2 separate regions of the Homo sapiens genome follow, and region 1 is linked to region 2. A link is a contact called in ENCODE Hi-C or POLR2A ChIA-PET data. All regions are on one chromosome and are shown on one strand. The core of a region is the stretch at or near the end of the contact, and the rest is flanking DNA. Distances in the headings are between cores, read along the strand shown. Region 1 holds the start of PVRIG (PVR related immunoglobulin domain containing). Region 2 holds the start of ZNF789 (zinc finger protein 789).

Region 1 (3,818 bases), core at 1,111-3,610, 750 kb before region 2:
GTGGGAGACACAGACCCGCCCCGGAGCTAGTCTGATGGGGGAGACACGGACCCGCCCCAGAGCTAGTTTAAATGGGGAGACACAGACCTGCCCTGGAGCTAGTCTGAGGTGGGAGACATGGACCTGCCCCAGAGATAGTCTGAAGGGGGAGACACGGACCAGCCCCAAAGCTGGTCTGAGGTGGGAGACAGGGACCCACCCTGGAACTAGTTTGGGGTGGGAGACACGGACCCGCCCTGGAACTAGGCTGAGGGGGAGACACAGCTCTACCAAGCAGAAAGGTTGGCTCTGGATGGAACATTTTGTGGGGAGTCCCCCATGTCTGTGAAGGCCTCTGCCTTCCCCGAGAGGAGGCGGGGGAAGTGATTGAGGGAAGATTTCAGGTGAGTCCCCCTACTCTCCACACCCTGCCTAACGCCAGCTGTGGAAGGAGGGCATCAGGACCCCAGCCCAGGCCACAGCAGGGAGCCCAGCAGAGGGAAGCCAGGTCAAACCACAGGGACTTCTCTCAGGCCAAAGCCCCAGGAACCCTTGCTGTTGTCCTAGAACATGGTGGGATTGGAGCAGAGACCATCCCACTGGGATCCCCCAGCCCTATCTAGGCAGCCACAGGTGTCCCTCAGGAAGCTCCCCCAACACCCCTGCCACTCTGAGAAGCCAGGACAGATCTCTAAGATTGGGACACTGCCCTCTCCCTGGGCCAACCCCAGCCCTGCAATGAGGCCCCAACCCACTCTGGTTCTCACCTGGCTTCTGCCTCCCAGGGGTGGAGACTGCCTCCCCACTCTCTTCACCCCCAAAGAAGAAGCACAGCCGAGGCCGACATCAGAGAAACTGTGTTGCTGACTTAGTTGCAGCAGGAAATGACTGAAATGGGGTAACTGTCACTCACACACTCACACCTGTGCCCACACACGCACACACAGAGACCACATCCGCAGCAGGTGGGCCTGGCCAGACACCTATGGGACACTTATTGGAGGCCCAAGAATTAAAGTAAGGGGGTGACACCCAGGAGGCCTGGGAGGGGGAAAGCCCAGTGGCCTCATGGTCTCTCTCATCGAACTCCTAAGGGTCCTTCCATGGCCCTGGGCCCCCGAGGGTCAGGGAAAAGAGTGAGGCCGGGACCAGTGTGAGGAGGCCTCTCCCCTGCCTGAGCGTAGAGTCCATTCTCAACAGAGACAAAGCTGCCACGTGCAGGGATGGGTGTGGAGGCCCAGGCGGCAGGGCCCTGGGGCCGGTGTGCAGCGTGGGTGGGGAGTGACGCCCACCAGGACGGCCCCCCATGGGGGTGAGCTGTGTCCAAAGTAGCTGGGCGGCAGCTGGTGTTGATAGTGGCATAAGGGACGTGAAGAGCAGCCTGGGAGGCCTGGCTTGGTGCCTGCGCGGGGGAAGGAGGGTCAAGTGAGTCTGCACAGCTTGGGCCCAGCCCTGGCCCCCCTGCCCCTGCCCCTGTCACCTCATCCCCAAAGCAGGTCCCCTCCTCACCCATGCTCGTGCTCTCGGTGCCTGGGGGCTGGTGCGGGACGGCTGGAGCCTAGGGGCAGGGCTGGGAGAGAGCAAGGATGGTCAGAGCTCTGCAGGGCATGTGGCCATCCCAGTGTCAGGGGGACGTGGACAGGGACCAGGTCTCACCGGTGCTTATGTCGGCGCAGCAGATGAAGGAGGTAGACACAGCCAAAGAGGAGGACTCCTGAGACCCCCAAGATCCCGGCCAGGTCTGCCCGCAGAATGGGGGCAGGAGTCGGCGGGGCAGAGAGCCCTGGGCACGGAGACAAGAATCAGATGGGTGGCCAGTTCCCGAGCCCCTCCCTGCCCTCCTGGACCCCTCGCCCCGGCCCCACCTGGGTCTGAGCTGGGCGGGAGGCTCCCACAGGCCTCCCAGGAGCCCTCAGGGAAGGACGCAAACTTGCAGCAGAAGGTGGTGTTGGCGCAGGGGCTGCTGGCCCCAGAGCCTTCCAGGATGAGAGAGATGCTGCTCTGGGTTTCCCAGCGGGCCTGGCGAGCAGGGGCCCATTGCCGGATGCCACGTTCTGGGTGCAACACAGCCAGCGTGGTCCCCCCAGCACCGTTGGGGCCCCCCCAGCTCACAGTCACCAGGGAGATGGAGCCAGACCCCAGGAACCCACAACGGATGGTGAAGGACGAGAGCTCGGTGGCCTCCATCCGAACTTGAACCCACACCTCCGGGGTCCCTGTGGAACAGCAGCAAGGTCGGTGGGCTGTTGTCCTACATCACCCTCCCTGCAGCCCCTGCCCCTCTCTGGTGCCGGCACTCACCCGCAGTGACACACAAGGTCAGCAGCACCCAGGGCAGGACCAGGGTCCGGTGCCCCATGGCCCCCTCCAGTCCAGGTTCTGGGGGCTGCAGGGCCGGCACCTGTGCCTCTGTTCTCATCGCAGGAAGTCTTCATGTTGTCAGCAGCCAAACAGCCACTTCCTTCTCTCCTCTCACACCTTCCCCAGAGGTGGTGAGCACAAAGTGGCTGATTCCCTTCTTAAAGTGACAGTGAGGGCCTGCTCAGTCCCCAAGGCTGTGCTTCCAGGTAACAAGGCAGGGCGGCACAGGTGGGTGAGAACCCAGCCCTGGCTAGGCCTGGGGAGGCCAGGGGAGGGGCAGAGAAGCTGTCAGGGGCTAGAAGGACTCCCCTTCCCTGGACAGCAAGGGGTGCCGGGCTTCCCTAAGAAAGGGCTCTGTCCCGCCCCTCACCCAGCTAAGGAATCGGAGGAGAAAGCCCCTGGGAGTGGGAAGCCAGCAGGGAGGACCTGAGAGCCAGCCCAGCATGCATGACCCACTACCAATCTGATGTGGGTCCCACGCTTACACCTGCAATGCAGGCCTCCCCCACAACCCCCAGCCTGGCTCGCCCACTACCCACTCATACCTCCTGATCTACCCTGAACGCACCCCATACTGGGCTCTGCCCCAGGCGCTGTCTCCTCGTCATAGGTGATGGCAACTGGCTTCTGGCTGCTCGGGCCCAAAGCACAGCCACCAGTGCCTCTTCCCTTTCACTTCCAACGCACCAAGATTGTGTCAGCAAACAGCAGTCCTCTGCCCTAGCAGTGCAGAAGCCAGGAGTTGAACCCATGTCTCTCACCAGGTTAAGCTGCCTCGCTAAGTTTGGATGTGACCTCAGAAACAGAGGCTACTCCAGCAATACAAGATACTTTATTTTTCGGCTTCTACCTATGCCACCCAATCCCTTCACTGGGCCTAACTTAGTGAATCAAATTAAGTATATTTCCCTCCAAGTTGCCCCAGGATTCTGGGCTCCTTTGCACACTACAGGTTTTCTCTAAACGCCCTGGGTTTATCTATCCTTTGGTGAATTTTCAACTCTTCTTATTTCTCTGCCCTGTCCTGACCAAAAATCTTCAGTGCCTGTTTCTCTCTGCCATCCAAATCCCACACACATCTAGGGGTGAATCGGTGAATCTGCGCTGATGAGTGACACGTTTTGTGAATCCTTTCTAGGATCTCAGTATTTCATCCTATCCCGAGGGAAGGCTCTAAAGAGCTCAAGGAAGACCTCACGATGTCTATGTGTGAGAAGAAACCTTTCACCCCTTCACTATCACACCCCATCATCCAAGCACACACTCCTCTTTCATCCCATAAACCCCAGTCAGTGTCACCTGGAGTTATAAGGATGCGGTGACTTACCTAGTAACGGAAGACTCTCAGTAATCTGAAAAAGAAAAATCCCTTCACTTTATAACTGAGGAGATAACACCAACAAGTCACTTCCAGCAGAGCTCATGGCCACAGTGCAAGTTAAAAAAGGTAAAGCCTTATTGAAAATAATCTTAAAACA
Region 2 (4,243 bases), core at 1,329-3,828:
ACCTCTAGCCTGGTGATTTGCTAGCAGGATTCAGCAACAGTAACAATTACAGACTTGATTTTTTTTTTTTTTTAAACAGAGTTTCACTCTTGTTGTGCAGGCTGGAGTACAATGGTGTGATCTCTGCTCACTGCAACCTCCGCCTCCTGGGTTCAAGCGATTCTCCTGCCTCAGCCTCCGGAAGTAGCTGGGATTACAGGCACCCGCCGCCATGCCCAGCTACTTTTTTGTATTTTTAGTTGAGATGGGGTTTCACCATGTTGGTCAGGCTGGTCTTGAACTCCTGATCTCAGGTGATCCACCCACCTCAGCCTCCCAAAGTGCTGGGATTACAGGCGTGAGCCACTGCGCCCAGCCTACAGACTTGCTTTCTAACTCAGGATGAATTTTAATGAAATTCACTTTCATTTTAATGGATGCCCCTCAAACACAGTTCACCTTCCCTGAAAACAGTTTAGAAGACCCTTTGCCTTTCTTTTTTTTTTTGAGGAGTCTCCCTCTATCACCCAGGCTGGAGTGCAGTGGTGTAATCATGGCTCACTGTAGCTTCCAACTCCTGGGCTTAAGCAATGCTCCTGCCTCAGTCTCCTAAGCAGATGGGACTGCAAGAGTGCACCACCACGCCCAGTTGTTTGTAGTTCTTTTGTAGGTGGGGCCTTGCTATGTTGCCCAGGGTGGACCCTCTGCCTTTTAAGCAAAGAGGTACACTCTAAAAACTATCCTGATCAATGGCTCCAAGGCTGGAGCAAAGGCCTCATCCCTTTCATTCTCTACACCAAACTTGTCCAAACCTCAGCCTGTGGACCGCATATGGCCCAGGACGACTTTGAATCCAACCCAACACAAATTCGTAAACTTTCTTTTTTTTTTTTTTGAGGTGGAGTCTCGCTCTGTCGCCCAGGCTGGAGTGCAGTGGCGCGATCTCGGCTCACTGCAAGCTCCGCCTCCCGGGTTCACGCCATTCTCCTGCCTCAGCTTCCCGAGTAGCTGGGACTACAGGCGCCCGCCACCACGCCCCGCTAATTTTTTGTATTTTTAGTAGAGACGGGGTTTCACCGTGTTAGCCAGGATGGTCTTGATCTCCTGACCTCGTGATCCTCCCGCCTTGGCCTCCCAAAGTGCTGGGATTACAGGCGTGAGCCACCGCGCCCGGCTCGTAAACTTTCTTAAAACCTTATGAAATTGTTTTGCGATTTTTTTTTAGCTCATGAGCTATTTTTAGTGTTTGTGTATTTTATGTGTAGTCCAAGACAATTCTTCTTCCAATGTGGCCCAGGGAAGCCAAGAGATTGGACACCCCTGCACTATATTTACTGAATGTGTTTGTGAAGGCTGTGCATCTGAATGTCAGACTTGCTAATGAAAAATTAAATGGAGTCCATGTTTTGGGTACGGCCCTAGGCCAACCACCCACAGCCATGTAAGGCATTTAAAATACATTGATTTCTCCCTTGAGTTCAGGAGTTGGAGACTGCAATGAGCTATGATGGCACCACTACACTCCACCCTGGGTGACAGAGCAAGACCCTGTCTCTCTTAAAAACAACAGGCCGGGCGTGGTGGCTCACACCTGTAAATCCCAGCACTTTGGGAGGCCGAGGCGGGCGGATCATGAGGTCAGGAGTTCAAGACCAGCCTGGCCAACATAGTGAAACCCAGTCTCCACTAAAAATACAAAAATTAGCCGGGCATGGTGGCGCGTGCCTGTAGTCCCCGCTACTCGAGAGGCTGAGGCAGGAGAATCGCTTGAACCCGGGAGTTGGAGGTTGCAGTGAGTCGAGATTGGCCCATTGTACTCCAAACTGGGCAACAGAGTAACACTTCGTCTCAAACACAACAGCAACAACAATTCCTTATTTCCCTGAAAAGTGTGCGCTGACCAGGAAAGAAGCTTTTTTCTCGTCCGCATGATAAACTGAACCAATCAGCTACAGATGCGAGGCTGATCCAGCTCGACTTACCCTAGAAGGAATGCAAGTTGATAATGGCCAATTACAATCAAGATCACTGCACTTCCTCATTTAGCTTTCCAAGCTGCCATTGGAACAATTTGCCAGCTGTTCCTCTGCATGCACAATAAACTCTTAAAACTTTAACTGGAGGGGACTGTTAACTTTTGACAAAATCCAAAATGCCGCTTCACAATCACGTGAACACCTTCCACTAACAACCACGGCTCATCTCCCACTCTAACAAAACCAAGTCCAGGCGTTCACCATCCATTCATTCTTCGGACTTTGCTCCTCTCGCTGCCGAAGACTTGACACCGCCAAAAATACTCAAAAGCTGGTGCCACAGGCCCCGAGAGCCGCCGCACAAACCCGGAGCGTCCCCTGCGAGCCGGGGGTGTGCGCAGTGGCCTACCCCCCGCACCCACGCCCCCCACAACACTCGTTTCCTTCTCCCCAAACCTGCTGACGGCTCCGAATCTCCGCCAAGCCGCCTCCACCAGGGGCTGGGCTCTCCTCTCGGGGTTCCCGGGCCTGACCCGAGGTCTGTCTGGTCCGCGCCCCTCGGCGAATCACCCCTTACCGGAGGAACAGACACAACCACTCTGGCAGCCTCAGAGCCTCTCGCTGGCTCCACCTGCGCGCGCCGAGCGAAGCGTCCCAGCCAGCGGCCCCTCTAGGACCGCGGAGGCTTCACGACTCTCTTGTCAGACAAAGAGAGTGGCGCCCGCGCGAGTGGGCCCGAACCAATCAACGGCCGCCCTCCCCGCCCAGGCCAATCAACGGCCGGAGACAGCACCGAGAGAGTCACGTGATGGACAGGGCCCCGCCCCTCCTGTTTAATCGTAACATAATTTAGAATTATTCTATGATTCAAGAGCGACACAATTCGTTTCTTTGGCTGTGTGTTTGTGGAGGGGAGTAAGGTTATCAGATAAAAGAAGAAAAATGGGCCAGGCGCGGTGGCTTACGCCTGTAATCCCAGCACTTTGGGAGGCAGAGGCCGGCGGATCAGGTCAAGAGATTTAGATCATCCTGGCCAACATGGTGAAACCCCTTCTCTACTAAAAATACAAAAAAATTGCCGGGCGCGGTGGCTCACGCCTGTAATCCCAGCACTCTGGGAGGCCGAGGCGGGTGGATCACCTGAGGTCGGGAGTTCGATACCAGCCTGACCAACAATGGAGAAACCCGTCTCTACTAAAAATACAAATAAAATTAGCCGGGCATGGTGGTGCCTGCCTGTAACCCCGGCTACTCGGGAGGCTGAGGCAGGAGAAGCGCTTGAACCCGGGAGGCGGAGGTTGCGGTGAGCCGAGATTGCGCCACCGCACTCCAGCCTGGGTGACAGAGCGAGACTCCGTCTCAAAAAAAAAAAAAAAAAAAAAAAAATTAGCTGGGCATGGTGGCGGCGTGCCTGTAGTGCCAGCTACTCGGGAGGCTGAGGCAGGAGAATCACTTGAACTCGGGAGGCGGAGCTTGCAGTGAGCCGAGATCCCACCACTGCACTCCAGACTGGCGACAGAGCGAGACTCTGTCTCAAAAAAAAAAAAAAGAATATTAGATCTTAATTAAAAGGATAATTGTGTGGCTTATGTAAATTACCCCCAAAATACAGTTTTAATGTGAGTAAGGGGTTAATTTTTTTTCTTTTTTTTTTGAGACAGTCTCGCTCTCGCCCAGGCTGGAGTGCAGTGGCGCGATCTCGGCTCACTGCAAGCTCCGCCTCCCGGGTTCACGCCATTCTCCTGCGTCAGCCTCCTGAGTAGCTGGGACTACAGGCGCCCGCTACCACTCCCGGCTAATTTTTTTTGTGTGTGTGTTTTTAGTAGAGACGGGGTTTCACCATTTTGGCCAGGCTGGTCTCGAACTCCTGACCTCAAGTGATCCGCCTGCCTTGGCCTCCCAAGTTTTGTTTGTTTTTTATTTCTTCTAAACAAAACAAAACAAACAGGATACACGTGCAGAACGTGCAGGTTTGTTACATGTGCCATGGTGGTTTGCTGCACCTATTGACCCATCCTCTAAGTTCCCTCCCCTTACCCCCGACTCCCCAAAAGGCCCAGGTGTGTGTTGTTCCCCTCTCTGTGTCCATGCGTTCTCAATATTCAATTCCCACTTATGAATGAGAACATGCTGTGTTTGGTTTTCTGTTCCTGTGTTAGTTTGCTGAGGCTGATGGCCACCAGCTTCATCCATGTCCCTGCAAAGGACAGGATCTCATTCCTTTTTGTGGCTGCTTAGTATTCCATGGTGTATTTGTACCACATTTTCTTTATCCAGTCTACCACTGA

Evidence for each region. A loop is a pair of places that touch in the nucleus more often than their neighbours do. ChIA-PET counts read pairs that join two places held with the same protein, here RNA polymerase II (POLR2A). Pooled maps may share reads with other maps.
Region 1: a loop to region 2 is called in a pooled map, with 13 times the contacts of the local background. The contact joins the promoter of PVRIG here to the promoter of ZNF789 in region 2. A Hi-C loop is called at or near these places in 2 of 50 pooled maps. POLR2A ChIA-PET finds 5 or more read pairs at or near these places in 2 of 52 experiments (HEK293 and naive thymus-derived CD8-positive, alpha-beta T cell).

The regions. Positions count from the first base shown.
Region 1 is chr7:100,218,491-100,222,308 of GRCh38, reverse strand. It overlaps PVRIG (PVR related immunoglobulin domain containing), which reads right to left and starts at 2,360. Exons shown (of 5, transcript NM_001397246.1): 1 at 2,281-2,360; 2 at 1,845-2,195; 3 at 1,636-1,762; 4 at 1,489-1,549; 5 at 819-1,381. The coding sequence starts at 2,338. The coding sequence ends at 1,058. It also overlaps a transcript of STAG3 not described here and the pseudogene CASTOR3P. RefSeq lists enhancers at 601-700, 721-820, 2,211-2,280, 2,341-2,470 and a silencer at 1,241-1,290.
Region 2 is chr7:99,471,225-99,475,467 of GRCh38, reverse strand. It overlaps ZNF789 (zinc finger protein 789), which reads right to left and starts at 2,578. Exons shown (of 5, transcript NM_213603.3): 1 at 2,412-2,578. RefSeq lists enhancers at 2,289-2,578, 2,869-2,958, 3,179-3,338.